Linked DNA regions of Mus musculus: region 1 is linked to region 2. A link is a loop called in an ENCODE intact Hi-C map of the cell type or tissue named here. Cell type or tissue: heart. All regions are shown on one strand.

Region 1 (8,000 bases), 590 kb before region 2:
CTGGAAGCACACAGCCAGTGCTCTTAACCACTGAGCCATCTCTCTAGCCCCAAGTACAGAACTTTTAAGTCAAATGGTGGTGGCTCATTCCTTTAGGAGGCAGAGGCAGGTGGGACTCTCTGTGTTTGAAGCCAGTCTGGTTTACACAGAGAGCTACAGGGCAACCAGAGTTTCATAATGAAGCCCTGTCTCAAAACAAGAAAAACAAAAAACAGGAACCCTGAAGCCATTAAATAACTCCCCATTCCCTTTCCTTTAACCTCTAGTAACCTGTCTTTTGTTTGTTTATATATTTATTTATTTATTTTTGGTTTTTCGAGATAGGGTTTCTCTGTATAGCCCTGGCTGTCCTGGAACTCACTCTGTAGACCAGGCCACTGGGGATGGGCATTGAAGTTTCAAAAGCCTGGACCAGTCTCGTCTCTGTCTGCTGCTGCTTTTGAACCAGATGTGAACTCTGAGCTACTGCTCCAGTGCCACCTCTGCCTGCCTGCCACCATGCTCCCTGCTGTGAAGGTCATAGACTTGAACCTTCTGCAACTGTAAGCTCCCAATGAACTAGTATAAATTGTCCTGGTCATTGTGTCTTACCACACCAATAGAAAAGTAACTAAGACAATAAGTCTGTTGGGTATTTTCTTTCTTCTCGATTGATGTGAGAGGGCCCAGCCCATTGTGGGGAGTGCAGCCCTTGACAGATGGTCCTGGGTTGTATAAAAATAAAAAGCAACCCAAGAGAGTCATTCATCCATGGTCTCTGCTTCAGTTCCTAATTCCAGGTTCCTGCCTTGAATTCCTTCTCTGACTTCCCTCAATGATGGACTGTAAGCTGTAAGATGAAATAAACATTTTTCACCCCAAGTTTCTTTTGATCATGGTGTTTATCACAGCAAGAGAAAGCAGCCTAAGACATAAACCTGACTTTAAAAAATGGACTGTCTTTTAAAAACAATTTATTTTTAATTGTGTCTGTGGGTATGTGCATGCATGAGTGTAGGTGCCCAAGAAGTTGAGGAGACATCAGATCCTCAAGTTACAGTCAGTTGTGAGCTGCCCGAAGTATGTGTTGGGAACCCAGCTTTACAACAGCAGTACCGTACCAACTCTTTAGCCCCAAAAGGATTCCCAAACAGAAGCCATCCAAAAGTTCAGCAACCGAATGAAAAGGTAGCATTACTACAGGACAGAGAAATGCGAAACCGAAGGAAGTGATGTCATGGCACAGCCTCAGAAAAGCTAAGTGAAAAGACCAGCGGTGTGACTTCTGTGAGGTATGGAGCAACTGCAGACCTCATCCAGTGCTGGCAGAGCATAAAACCGGCCGGCCAGCTTAAAACCTTCATAGTTCCTTAAAAAGAATGATGCTCGCTAGGCATGGTGGCACATGCCTGTAGTCCTAGCATCTGTGACAGGTAGAGGCAGGAGGATTGTTGAATAAGACAACACTGACTACATAAGACTTGGTCACAACACAGTCTTAACCTGTGAACCAGAAATTCCACTTTGAATGTTTGGAGAGAAACTGATCTACCAAAAGACTTGGGTAAAAATGTAAAAGTGAATACAAGCTTTATCACATTTGTACAAATTAGAAACAAAAGTAGTTAAGAGAATAAATGTAAGGGGACTAGGGGCTAGCCTGCCACACACACATGAAGCCCTGAGTTAGGATTCCTAGCACCCATATAAAAGTGGACACTGGGGTCACAAGTCTGTAGCCCCACCCACTGTGGAGCTGCTAGGGAAAGTCATCTCCTTGAGTTCAGTGACCCTCCAGTGTAGGCAGAGTGTGAGCTCCCGTTTCAGTGAGGAACCCTCCCTCAGGATGAAGGTGGAGAACCATGAAGACACCCATCATTGAACTCTGACATACACTTGCAACACACACACACACACACACACAAAATAAACGGTGATATATTCTTATGTAAATTTTCTCCCCCACTGCTGTGCCAGTCAGGACAGAAACTGATTCAGAAGCCATGAAGGAAGAACACTGCTTACAGGCTTGCTCAGCCTGCTCTCATAGAGTGAGTCCAGGACCACCTGCCCAGGGGTGATGGTGATCAATAATGAATCAAGGAAATGACCTACAGACTTACCCACTAATTTGATGGAGGCATTTTTTTTTCAGTTAAGGTTCCCTCTCTGATGACCCTTGTTTGTGTTGCATTAACAAAAGCCAATCCGCATAGATCATATTGACATCAATAAATTATATATGTACATATATGTATATATGTGTGTATATATAATATCAATTATTTCCAAAATGTTGAACAGTATTAGATTTAACAATGTACATGCTATTTTTGAAATGACATTCAAAGATAGGCTAAAGTAGTGTGGTAGATCACACCTGTGATTCTAGCACTTGGGAGGTTGAGGCTGGAGAATAGGTACAGGTTTGAAGCCAGCCTTAGCTACTTAGTGAGTCTAGGACTAGACTAGGCTAAAGAATGAAGCCCTGACTCAAACAAGCCCGGCAGCCAAGTAAAGGTGCCTGTCACCAGACAGCTTGTTTGGTGCAAGAAGAGAACTCATGGTGTAGACTGTCTTCTGCTCCCCATGCACCCGCATACTTCGCTCTCCTCCTGAATAAAGATTTTTAAAACTGTAATGTGTATCAGGAGGTGGAGGCAGGCAGATCACAGTGAGCTAAGATAAACCTGAGCCTTATTCGTGAGTTCCAGGCCAGCCAGGGCTACACGGTTAGACCTTGTCTCTAAATACACAAAACAGGCGAAAGTAAGTCACAGTGAGAAAAAGCCAAAACAAAACAGTGGTCACTTCTGCTTGCTTTTTGGAGATAGTCTAGATGTGGCTAGGATATGCCACATCTGAATTGGTGCATGCAAATCTGTACATTTAAGATACGGGCACAAAGGAAACACCAAAACAAATTATGCATCTAGGAAGTTTCAATTATTGAGAACTTTGTGTTAAAACTTAATGAGGATTTATGAATTAATCAAGCTGTATTTGGGAAAACCCATATTTTCATCATTAAAGATAATAAATGGACTCTATATTGTAATAAAATCAACAAAAACAGAACTAAGTTGAAAAATGAAAAATGCACCAAAAACGAGTAAAAGAAAACGTTTCTTTAAAAGTGTGAGAACAACTGAAAGGGTTTGGAGACTATCTGGGATACCGCAGTGGATGGTTCTTGGGATTTTTGTCTTTAAACGTCAATACGGTATTCTGCAAAAGCTTATGAATGGAATGTAATCCTGGATCCATTTACTTAAAATTGAAAACAAAATCTAGGGCTGGGAATGTGGCTCAGTGCAAGAGTGCTTTCTCAAAGCTGTGGGTCCTATTCTCAGTTCTGCAAAACCACCAAAAAACCTGTTGACCATTGATCAAACTGACTCCAGCTGTCATTTATGCTTCCAGTAGCAGATATCCGACAATTTACATACTACGTTAGCTCACATTAGGTACATGATGGCCTCTGCCAAGTTGGTAGTGTTACCACCTTGGAAACCACGAAGTCACCCAAGCGTGCCAGCTCTGATGTGGCCGTGAATTTATGAACTGAGGCCTGACCCAGGTCCCCAGTTAGAAATGTGTGGTTGGAGTCAGTGGAGGCTGGAAGCTCCTTCGCTGATCAAACGGGCACCGCTACCTGCAAGCGCAGGTGCAGGCGCGGTCTCGTTAGACCCTCAGCGCTCGGCCGGCCCCACGGCCAGGGTCTCTTAGTTGGGTCCCTAGCTCGCGTGTTCCGGAGCGCCGCGCACCACCCCCGGGGCCTTCAGGTTGTCGGAGGCGGGGACGCGCATCGGCCGGCGGGAGCGCGCAGAGCCGAGAGGCCTGCGAGCCCGGCTGAGGGAGACATGCGGCGGACTCGCAGTGCCGTGGCCACCGGCCCGCGGGAGCAGCGGCGCTCGGGGGCCACCGGGGGCTTGAGCGGCGGCGAAAGCCGCGCGCAGCGCTCCCGGAGCAGGACTAGGGCCGGGGCCGGGGGCGGGGGCGGGGCGGTCGGTCCGCAGCCGTCGGCAAAGCCGCGGCCCAAGCCACCGCCGCGGGCCCAGGAGGCGGCCGCCGAGGAGCCACCGCCGGCGGTCACCCCCGCCGCCTCGGTGTCGGCGCTCGACCTGGGGGAGCAGCGGGAGCGCTGGGAGACGTTCCAGAAGCGGCAACGGCTCAGCTTCGAGGGCGCCGCCAAGCTGCTGCTGGACACCTTGTGAGTGTGTCGGGGGCGGCGGGCCGGCACACGCGAGGTGCGCACGGGCGGCGGGACCCGAGGGCTGAGTGCTGAGCCGTTGGCGGGCTGCTCCGGACGGTGTCGGGCTGAGTGCGCGGAAGGGCCCCTCAGGGTGAAAAAACAGACATCCCCCGGCTTGCCAGCTACCAAGACCGTTTTACCCGTTTTTGCACGTGCTTTCGGGGAGTGGGCGGGAGGAAAGGTCGAAGTGGAGAATTTAGTGACCCGAGGAGCGAAGGCCGGTTGTTCTAATCAGTTCCCCGGAGGGAGGGTGCAGGGTGCGGTTATTGATCTCGGAGGGAAAGGCGCGCAAAGCGTTGTCCAGGACGGGCGCTTGCAGGGGGAATGGGGAGTTAAGGTGTTATGTTCTCATCCCCGGTCCGGGCTGGCAGCTCCCCCAGTCTGTGCTTCTGAAGTGCTTCCAGCTTCTTTGGTGGCCTAAGGAGCAGATCTGAGGTCCGTTATTGGGGAAAAGAGCTGATGACTACTCTGGCCAGATGCCTGCTCTTTGGCAAATGTAATGTGAACCCCTTCCTCCTTTACCCATTGTGCTCCGAGAAAAACCCAGTACCCTTGTCTTATAGCCCTCACTCGCAGATGAATTAAAAAGAACAATAAAAGACAAAGAAAACTAACGTTAACCCAACAATTGTTTAACAACCTGAACTACTTTTCATAACAACAAGATGCTCTTTTGTCTTTGTCCCAGAATTAGTTCTCTTGGTTTTGGTGGATCCTCTAAGAACTGGAGTATTTAGTTAGCTTTCTATCTGTTTCGTTTATTCAATTTTATCCCCTTGGGCTATAAATTGAATGCTTTAAAACATTAAAACAAAAATCAGTTAAAACTTAAAAAAAATGAAATATAACACGGAGTACCTGTTGTGTACTAGCTACTGGGAGATCTAAATGATACTATATAAAACTCAGTAGAGCTGGGCACAGTAGCACATGCCGACAATCCTAGCATTCAGGAGGCCGAGGCGGAGGAGTACAGTGATTTCAAGTGCAGCCTGGGCTACAGAGATAGATCCTTTCTCCGAAGAGAAAGAGAAAGAGAGAAAGGAAAACAGAAGCAAGCCAGCGAGAAGGAGGTCCACGTGTGTAAGCCCAGCACTTGGAAGGTGGAGGCAGGAAGATCTACAAGTTCAAGGTCATCCTTGACCACATAGTTAATTTGAGGCCAGCTTGAGCTGCACTGACACCCTGTCTCAAAAGGAAACAAAAAAGCCCCCCACACACACACACAAAGCAAAAATTTTTAGGTAATATTTTCCCCTAAAACAAAATGGTAATGATCTTTAAAAAAGATACTAAAAATATTGGCAGGAAAAGAGGCATTTCACTCACCAGAATAGCGTGCTGTATGCTTGCTTACATCCACTCTATGGTCTTTTAAGCTAACTTTTATACAAAGAAAACGTATGTTAAATACACTAACATTTGGTTCCAATATCGCAAAAAATTGGAGGAATGGATAGCAAATACGGGCTCTCTAAGTGGGATGATCACAGGGGTGGAGGGTTCTCAATGTGTTATTAAACTGTTTGGCTTTTTTTTTTTTTTTTTTTTTTTTTTTTTTACAATAAACATTGTATATAGAAGAAGAAAATGAGATGTTAACTTGTTAGAGAAACCTGGGCGAGCTTTCAGTTTTGCCTCTAGTCAGATGGCAAATTGAAGCGGCTATTTGCTGTTTTTCCCTGTGGTGGTTAATCAGAAGTCACAGCGAAACATTGTCTCGTTTATTTCTGGCCAGAATATTTAGTCTTTTGGGGAAGGGGCTTCAGGATGTCCACTGAATCTTACTGTTGAGTTATGGGGCTGGCTCCAACTGTATACAGTTGTGTGAAAAGCCATGGATTTGGGAAGCGTGAGGAGAGTGAGTGGAGTTAGAGGAGCCTTTGTTGCCCCGCAGAAGGCAACTTGGCGACCTGTCTTACTTTTTCATAGCCACTTGTTACCATCTTTATTACAATCAAAACTGAATATTATTTGGCCTGTTTGCCTAGTGGCTGCTTAAGGCTGGTAAAGTTTTTATCTTGGTCCTAAGCTTGTAATTGAAAGAAAGAAAGAAAGAAAGAAAGAAAGAAAGAAAGAAAGAAAACTAATTAGTTGACATATAAATAAAAATGTTGGGAGTGGGAGCAAATGTGCCAGACTTCTCTCATAGCCTCATATTTACTGAATTCTGGGTATATTTTATTTTGCAGTCATAAAATTCAAGACAGTTCCCAGTGAAAATACTGAACCTCTTTTATGAGATGCACCTGGTTGTCATATATATATATATATATATATATATATATGACATATATATATGTCATATATATATATATATATGAATGAGCCTGGCTTTATTTTAAGAACAAAAAGTCAGCGTGAAGGAGCCAGGCCATAAAACCCCTGCTTGTCTCTTAGAAATTTTTATGCTCTAGTTTTTATTTCATTTAGTGAGTACCAGGGCCTGGTGAAGCACACAGGAGGCTGCCACTGTGGAGCAGTTCGTTTTGAAGTTTGGGCTTCAGCAGACTTACACATCTTTGACTGCAAGTGAGTATTTTATCTTCTCAAATTGGCTTAGAAGAGTTGAAGAGCAAAATAGGCCATGTTTCAGACCAATGTGGGGAGTCGGGGTCTGGATGAGACAGTGTTGGCCATGAGCTGATAACTGTTACATCAGGTACCGAGGACACAAGGGTTCATTGTTCTCTTCTTTGCCATGTGTACAACTAGAAATTTTCAGTGATAACTAAAAAAAAAAAAAAAAAGTGTTATATGTAATTCTTTTACTGTGTGCGTAGATCAGAGGACAACTTGTGGGATGGAGTCACTAGGCTGGTGGTAGGTACTTTTACCTGCCAAGTCTTCTCACTGGATATTTTTTTTTTAGAGTGGGAGAAGGCTAAACATTCTGAGTTATTCAGAGTAACACCCTCAGTTTGTGTGTTCGGGAGCCCGTGTGTGTGTGTACCACAGAGTTGTACAGCAGCGCAGTTCAGGAGACAGAAAGCAGGGATTCCAGGGCTGTGGCTTATAGGCTCGTGCCTCCTACTGATCCCACTGACTTAGGGGTGATTAGCAGAGGTGGATCAGGCTGCCAGTAATTCCCGGTTGGGTTACTGGGAATCCCACCTTGAGTGGAATCTTCTTAGGAGTCTGTCAGTGAAACTACATGGAAGTAATCGGGTGGAGTGTATTTGCACCTGGAAGCTTTTTGTGTGCTGGATCTCTCTCTGTCCTTGGCATGAGGCCCATGGTACCACCACCAACAGTGGAAGGCTTGCTTCTTGGATTATTTATTTGCTTTATGTATGAGTACACTGTAGCTGTCTTCACACACACCAGGAGATGGCATCATATCCCATTACAGATGGTTGTGAGCCACCATGTGGTTGCTGGGAATTGAACTCAGGACCTCTGGAAGAGCAGTCAGTGCTCTTAACTGCTGAGCCATCTCTCCCTCGAAGGCCTGCTTCTTAGCGTCTTCCCTGGCATTATAATAGAAGAGGAACAGGCTTTACCTTCTGGACTGGCTATGGGCATGTACTTATTCAAGAGGGTCCAGTTCTTTTCCCTGTAATTGTACCTAAATCTTATATGGATAATAAATACCATAATTATTATTTATTATGTAAATCATAAATACCCCTCAAGTGTAGAACTGGCTAGGCCACTAATGAAGTCCAGATTTTGAAAGAAGCATTATGGCATAATTTCTTGGAGAATTCTATACTAAGTCAGAATAAAGTGTAAATTAGGGCTGAAGGTAGAGCCTTTGGTTAAT
Region 2 (8,000 bases):
GGGCAGTCAGGAAAAGTTAACTCTGCATGACTGCTCAGCAGACTGTGCATGTATAAAAGGGAAAGGATGGGAATCCTGGCCAGGATGGAAGCAGCCCCCACCCCACCCCACCCAGCCCCGCCCAGCTCCACCCCACCCCACACTGTAAGATGAGAGAAGTATAAAAGAAGGGAAATGAAGGTTTCCTTTAGTAGAGGGAAGAAAGTCAAAAGGGTTTTCTCTGGAAAAGAAGAGAGGATGAGATTCATGAGAGTGAGCAGGAGGCCGTGTGTGTGTGTGTGTGTGTGTGTGTGTGTGTGTGTGTGTGTGTGTGTGCGTGCACACGTGTGTATCAATCCAGAATGATAACCTGGAGTATTGATTGTTGCCATCAGGCAGCATCAGGCAGTGAGACTGTTGGATTCTCTGACTGGATGACTATGTCCCTGTTCAGATGTTGCAGCACAATCCCCAGTGTTGTTCAATGTTCCCAGGTGGAGCCTTTAGAGAATAATGAGGCAGAGACTTCAGGAAATGGACTAATATCCTCAAAAACAGAGTTCTCTTGTACATCTCCCCGTGTGAGGATGTAGAAAGATGTTCCTATCAATTAATCAGGAAGGGAACTTTCATCAGACATCAAGTTAGCCTTGACCTTCAACATCTGGAGGCCCTGAGACTCCATCTCCATCATCTAAGCCACCCAGTCAATGGACCTTTCTTATGCAGGAGCCAAATAGACAGTGAGATGGGTGGTAAGCGTGGAGTCAAGTTAGGGCCATCACATACCCATCTGTGAGTTAGACAGAACCCAAGCTGTCCTGATAGATAGAGAAACACAATGGCAACCACAGTGATCGCTGCCTTTAATAAGAAGTAAGCAGGCATTAAGGGGATGGCTCACCTGCCATGAATGCATGAGAAACTGAATCTGAAGCCCCAGAGCCCATGTAAAGCCAGACTTGGTGGCACACATCTGTAATCCCAGATTGAAGGAGATTGAAAGTAGAGACAGGAGAACCCCAGAACTCCCAGCTTAGGTCAGGGAGTCTGGTTATACATGGTGAGCAACAAAGAGAGACCCTGTCTCAAACAATGTGGAAGGCAAGGATTAGCCTGAGGTTATCCTCTGACTCACCACATGCCATGCTGTGACACACTTGTGCCAACACTTACACACAAGCATGCAGATCACACACACACACACATAAGTGTGCAGTTATACGTGTGTGTGTGTGTGTGTGTGTGTGTGTGTGTGTGTGTGTGTACATTTGAAGGCCAGAGGACCTCAGGTGTTGTTTCTCGGGTGCCAGCCATCTTTCTTTTGATAGGTCGCTCACTGGTTGGCAGCAAGCCTCAAGCATCAGCCTGCCTCTCCCGTCCCAGCACCGGGATCATGGGGGAGCATCTATGATTCTGGTGCTGGGAAGGGAGAGGCAGGCTAGCCCTTGGGTTGAGTTGGGTTGGCTTGGGTTGGCTTGGGTTGGGTTTGGGTTTTGTCTGTTGTCTCATGGGTTCTGGGGATGGAACTCAGGTCTGGGCCAGCCTGGCAAGAGCTTCTTGAATTGAGCTTGTTCCCCGGCCCTGACTGTATGAAAGAAAACATGGTTTATCAAAATCAGTCCTCGGAGTTTTGTCTTGGGGTTTTTGGTTTTGCTTTGTTTATTTATATTTGTGGTGTGCACGTGTGTCGGGGTGCATGCGGTGCACGTGTGTCGGGGTGCATGCGGTGCACGTGTGTCGGGGTGCATGTGGTGCATGTGCATGTGGGTAAGAAAATATCTTACTGGAGTCAGTTCTCTCCCTCCACCATGTGGCTGTCTGGAATCAGACAGGTTGTCAGGTTTGGTAGCAAGCATATTTAAGCACAGCAAGCTATCTTGCTAGCCCTTGGTTTGGTTTGGGTTGGTTTGGGCTGGGTTGGTTTGGGCTGGGTTGGGTTGGGTTGAGGTTGGGTTGGGTTGGGTTGGGTTGGGTTGGGTTGGGTTTAGGTTGAGTTGGGTTGGGTTGGGTTGGATTGGGTTGGGTTTAGGTTGGGTTGGGTTGGGCTGGGCTGGGTTGGGTTGGGTTTAGGTTGGGTTAGGTTTAGGTTAGGTTTGGGTTGGGTTTAGGTTGGGTTGGGCTGGGTTGGGCTGGGTTGGGCTGGGTTTGGGTTTGGGTTTTGTTTTTTAACAGGTTCTCGCTACGTAGCTCTGATTGGGCTTGAGCTCCCCATGTACATGAGGCTAACTATGAACTCGGAGACCCACCTTTGCCTCTTAAGTACTTTGAGAGAAGGTGTGCGGTGTGCACCGAAAGGCTCACGCTAGGAGAGTCTTTAAAATGCACACACACACACACACACACACACACACACACACACATCCAGAGTCTGATCTCATGGTTTATTTTCCATACACATTTAAGCACAGTAAAGCCTTGGGGAAAGTCTCCATGTGACAATTCTCACCATAAAGCTTCAGGGACGGCTGCACCTAAACTCCCTTCCAAACTAGCCAAGCACCTGTGACTCTTATATTAAGAATGAGTTGTATTGACTGATAAATAGTGCTCACGGCACAGGCCAAGGAAGAAAGACCCTACAAATCCACTTGTAGGAAGTGAAGGGACCTCAGAGTGGGCACGGAACACACCCAGACACCAAGTTCTCGGCACAAAGGAGATTCTATTACGAAGGCATAAGGAAGTGGCCAAATTCGGGGCTAGACCTTGGTGGCTAGCTTTAGGAATGTAATCTAATAGTTTGACGAGAGAGGGGGAAGGGGAGAGGGCAAAACCTGCCAGTTCCACGTTTGCCATGCTGGGGCCTGTAAGAGCCCTTTAATAAGCACTCAGATAGATTCTATTGATGGGGAATGCAAAATACACGGGACCTCTCTCATAAGGATGGGGTCTATTCACTGGGAGGCAAAGCTCAGGACTGAGGCCTAGACAATGCTCAGGATTTTGGCAGATTCAGGTGAAGGCTGAGTCCATAGAATAGCAGAAGATCACCAGGGTTAGACAGCATCCACTCTAGCCTTCCGGGTGAACGGGTATCGGTTATCATTTCCTTCCCTTGAAGGAAATAGGCCCGTATGTTAAACAAGTCTGCTTCCTCCGGTGATCTCTCTAAACTGTGCCTCCTACTCGACACAGTCCTCCAAAGTATGACATAATCCAACCCAGTTTCATCAGTGTCTCTTGATCCTTCCACAATTCTCTGGTGTTCTTTCGCCCTTCTCCCTCTCCTGTGCCCTCCTGCCAAGTCCTTCCGGCCTTACCTACACTCCCCTGCATAACTTGTTAGCTGCATTCTTAAGGTCTTCCATGTCTTTAGGTATAGTTCGAACATCTGATGTCATCTTTGTGCGCCCCCACCCGGTCCCCCCAGAGTTCTGCTTTGTAAATAACCACGCTGCTGCTTCACCTATTTGGACACTTACGTTCCGGCAGACTGCCCTTTGTCGTCATGCGCTGACCTCGAGTAACTCTGTGCAGCCTTTTCACTTCTTGCCTGGATTTAGTCTCGTCCTCCCTCAGACAAGCCGACTGGGCTTTGCAGTCATCGAGCCTCAGCATTTACCGCCTCCCTTCTGTTGCCTTGTTCCTGGTTGGTTTGTCTGACGCTTTCCCTCTTTCTGTTTTGTTTCTTGCGGTGTAGTTCAGTGAGCATCGCAGTCCTTGGGAAAGCATTTTATATGGGTTATCCCCATACAAAGCAAAGGCTCTGGGCAGTCAAATTTAGCCCCGCCCCCACCCTACACCCCCAAATCAAAATTAGCAGCAATAAAAGTACTACCAGGGCCAGGCGATGGTGGCGCACTCATTTAATCCAGCAGAGGCAGGCGGATCTCTGAGTTCGAGGTCAGCCTGGTTTACAGAGCAAGTTCCGGACCAGCTAGGGCTACACAGAGAAACCCTGTCTCACAAAACAAAACAAACAAAAGCACTATTTGGGTAGCAAGATGGCTCAGCAGTAAAAGCATACCCACACACAACAACAGCAGCAGCAGCAACAACAATAATAATAACAATAACAACAATAATTACTTTTACAGGCACGCCAGGATTGAGGCACTCCACTGTCGAGGCTGGTGACAAAAACCGTGCCCGAATTGTTGCAAGCATGCTGTAGGTCCTACTTTTCTAATGGCTGCAGCAGGGAGACCATCCCTCTCTTTATACTTTTGGGGCTCTAAGTTGTGACATCTGCTTTGTCAAAGGGTTGTGCCACCCCGAAGTTTGGAATGCGTGATGCAAAAGTGAGTCAAGTTCCAAACCGTGACTCATGTTGCTAGAGCGCCCTCTTGTGGCAGCGGAAGGGACCTCGCCGTCTTGCTCACCTGAAAGGCCCTCATGGAGGCTCCTTTGCTTGGGCCTATTTGATGAGCCTTTTTATGGGAGTCAGCTTTCTATTATTGTACCAAGTACCTGAGATAATCAAGTTATAAAGAAAACAGTTGATTTTCGCTCACTGCTTTGAGGGTTTCTGTTCGTTGGCCTCCCTGCTGGGGTAAATGAAAAGGCAAAGTGTTCAGAAAGCAAAAGAAAAAGGGAACGGGCTGGTATACAGTGTCCCCTTTAACGGGCATGTTTTCAATGACCCGAATGCTTTCCGTAGTCCCCATTCCTCAAAGTTCCAGCACCTTCCAAGTGGGAGGCTGGGGACCTTCCAGGGCCAAGCTAAGGACCAAGCATGTAACACATGTACCCGAGGACACTTTAGATTAAATACCACTTTGGAGCCCTCACAGATGGCTCTTATGTCATTCAGATAAATTATTTTTATGCTTAAGAGTACCAGAGTTTATAAACTTTTTTGTATTTGTTTATTGTTAAATGTATAGTTTTATTATTTATAACAACCAAAACCACTCGGTAAGTGCCCTGGGACTCTTATGCACCATAGAAATGTAAAGCCTTCTCTAACCAGTGTTAAATTGCTTAATTCTTGTGTAACACGGGTGTCTTGGTTAGTTTTATGTCAGATTGGCATGAGCTAGAGTCATTTTAGAAGAGAGACTCTCAACTGAGATTAGGCAAGTTGATTAATGATTGATGTGGCAGTATATACACATATATGGATTACTGAAGAGCATATTAAGATCTTCTTTCCACAGGAGAATGAACTAAAACCTCATAATAGTAATATTATATAACGATATTCAATTAAAAATAAAATTTAAATCCAAAGATGGCTCAAAATTTACCTATTTGCAAAACATATATATTCAATATATTATGTAATGTATTATATAACATATTATGTAATATTTATTATGTAATATATAGATATATACGTACATATCTATATTACATAAATACACTCTCATTGTCATCATTAGTTTCTAAAAGGACCAGGAAGCTGGATACATTGGCATATACCTATACTCCTGACACTCTAGAGAGGCTAAGGCAGGAGGATTGCCACAAGTAGAAGATCAGCCTGGTCTACAGTGAAAGACTCTGTCTTAAAGCACAAACAAAACAACAAGAACAACAAAAAGAACAAACAAATAGACACCTCCCCTCCCCCCTCCCCCCTCCCCCATTTCCCCATCCCACCCTCCCAAAACACAAGCCCAGTAGGTCAGAATTAGAGTTAGGACTTTGCTGCCACCTAGGGGACACATCTAGTAGTGACCCAATGTAAAATCCCGCATTCCCCATGGCTAGAGGCTTTTAATTAAATGAAGCAGAATTCCTTGGAGTTTTGAACAAGAACGTTTATATTTTTTTCTGATAGAAACGAATAGCTTTACAGGCCACAGGCACATTTTCAGAAGTGATTACATACTGACTCTCCCTGAGACATCATGAATCTGAGAGCATTGAAGAGCACACTAGTGTTTAGTCCCCAGGGCAGAACCTCTGTCAATATGGGATTAACTATAATGTCAGAGAACAAACACAATGTAAATTTTTATTTTATAAACTTTATTGCTTAAAAAAAATAGGGCCAGGTAGGTAGATCTCTATGAGTTCCAGACTAACCAAGGCTACATAATAAAAATCCATCTCAAAACAACAAAACAAAACAAACAAAAAACCCACTACACTATAAAGAAAATAAAACTTGCAAATAAATAAAAATATCACAGATGCCAATTCTATACAGCTTTTAATGACTGTATACATAGCTTCTATCTAGCTAGGATTGGCGTTCGGAGTGGAGCTGTGTCCATCACCTGAGTTCAGTCCTCCCCATCCCTGTACACGCGCCTTTCTTGTTCTCTTTCTTCATGTTATACTGTACCCACATGGACATTTGTTTGCATATGTCATATTGTAACATATGTAACAATACATATAGGCTAGATTCAATTATGAAAAGCTACATGAGGTTTATGTCTTTCTAAAATTCTGAGATCTCACTTTACACTGTACCCATGTTCCTACAAACTTTTTAACTTCATTTTTCTTTACAACTAAGTAATATTCCATTATAGATTATATATATTCATTATTCATTCATCTTTTGATAGACAACTCGGCTAATTCCTATTTTTTGCTACAGTGAATAAAGCATCAATAGACACGGGAAAGGGGGGTGGTACAGACATCTCCATGGTAGGGTGTGGAGCTGCCATGTGGTAGTTTGCTTTGCTTCAGTTCATTTTGTTTTGTCTTTTGAAACAGGACCTTTCTATGTAGCCCTGGCTGTCCTAGAACTTACAGAGATCCCCCTGCCTCTGCCGTCTAAGAATTGGGATTAAAGGCATGATACCCAGATGGTGGTTGTATTTGTAATGTTGTGAGACTCTTCAAACCAGTTTTCACAATGAATTCATATAGAACCACACAAGATCATGAATTAGCCAAAGAAATCCTAGGAGGTAAGAGAGACACATGACTTCAAACTATACTGTAGAGCTATAAGGATAAAAACAACATGATGCTGGCCTGAAAATGGACAGGAAAACCAATGGAATAGAATAGAGGTCCTGGAGATAAAACAGCAGAGCCACACCCACTTAACACTGACAAAAGAGGCAAAAACATACTCTGGAAAATTCACAATTAATTTGTACCCCACAACAGTGCATAAGGGCTCCTGTCTCTCCATATCCTTTCCAACATTTGTTGTCAGATTTATTGACAATGGCCATTCTGTCTGGGATAAGGTGGTATCTCAAATAAATTTTAGTTTGCAATTCTCTGATGGCTGAGATATTGGACACTTTTTAAAACAGTTATTAGCCATTTGTATTTTTTAAAAGATGTCTACTTAGTTTACTTGTCTGTTGGTTGGCTGGTTCATCCCCTTGGTATTAAATTTCTACAGCTCTTGGTAAGTTCTGACATAGCCCCTGTCTGAGTGTAGCTGGCACAAATTTTCCCCCGTTCTCTGGGCTACCTGATAACTATGCTGACCGTGGTCCTGTAACGGTTCGGCGCACAGAATCCTTTTATTTTCCACATCTATCAGTTGATACTGCACTCAGCTCCCATCTTGGTGTTCTATTTTTAAATTTCTTGTCTTCCCCAATATGTTGGCAGGATATCCCGGTCTTTTCTTTTAAGATTTCAGTGTTTCGGGTTTTAAATTGAAGTCTTTGATCCATTTTGAAATATTTTTTCTACAAGCTGAAAGACATAAATCTAACTTAATTCTCCTGCAGGCAGAATCCAGTTTGGGCAATACAGTGTGTCGAATAGGCTATCTTTTTTCCAGAGTATGTTTTTGCCTCTTTTGTCAGTGTTAAGTGGGTGTGGCTCTGCTGTTTTATCTCCAGGACCTCTATTCTATTCCACTGGTTTTCCTGTCCATTTTCAGGCCAGCATCATGTTGTTTTTATCCTTATAGCTCTACAGTATAGTTTGAAGTCATGTGTCTCTCTTACCTCCTAGGATTTCTTGGCTAATTCATGGTCTTGTGTGGTTCCATTTGAATTCATGTTTTTCCTAAACCTGTGAAATAGGACATGAGAATTGTGGTAGGTATTAATTTAATTCTGTAAATTAATTTTGGTAGAATAGACACTCTATTCTATTCTATTCCACAATATTAACTCTGCAAGAACATGAAATACTTTCCC

The links. Hi-C counts contacts between places; a loop is a spot of excess contacts. Peaks named below come from ENCODE experiments on the same cell type or tissue, not always from the same donor. Only the 100,000 strongest peaks of a DNase experiment are listed, where the experiment ranks them.
Region 1: a loop joins it to region 2, with 2.6 times the contacts of the local background. A loop is called at or near these places in 1 of 42 quality-filtered maps.

Annotation. Positions count from the first base shown.
Region 1 is chr11:62,535,048-62,543,047 of GRCm38, reverse strand. It overlaps Cenpv (centromere protein V), which reads left to right and starts at 3,787. Exons shown (of 5, transcript NM_028448.1): 1 at 3,787-4,192; 2 at 6,668-6,766. The coding sequence starts at 3,843. In heart, a CTCF peak has its summit at 4,169; DNase peaks (open chromatin) are centred at 3,817 and 4,317; H3K4me3 peaks cover 1,739 bases; H3K27ac peaks cover 1,393 bases; H3K27me3 peaks cover 1,991 bases.
Region 2 is chr11:61,947,087-61,955,086 of GRCm38, reverse strand. It overlaps Gm12273 (a long non-coding RNA gene), which reads right to left and starts at 4,170. Exons shown (of 3, transcript XR_388712.3): 1 at 4,012-4,170; 2 at 3,405-3,641; 3 at 2,353-3,036. In heart, CTCF peaks have their summits at 4,286 (motif pointing left), 5,403 and 5,605 (motif pointing left); a DNase peak (open chromatin) is centred at 4,236.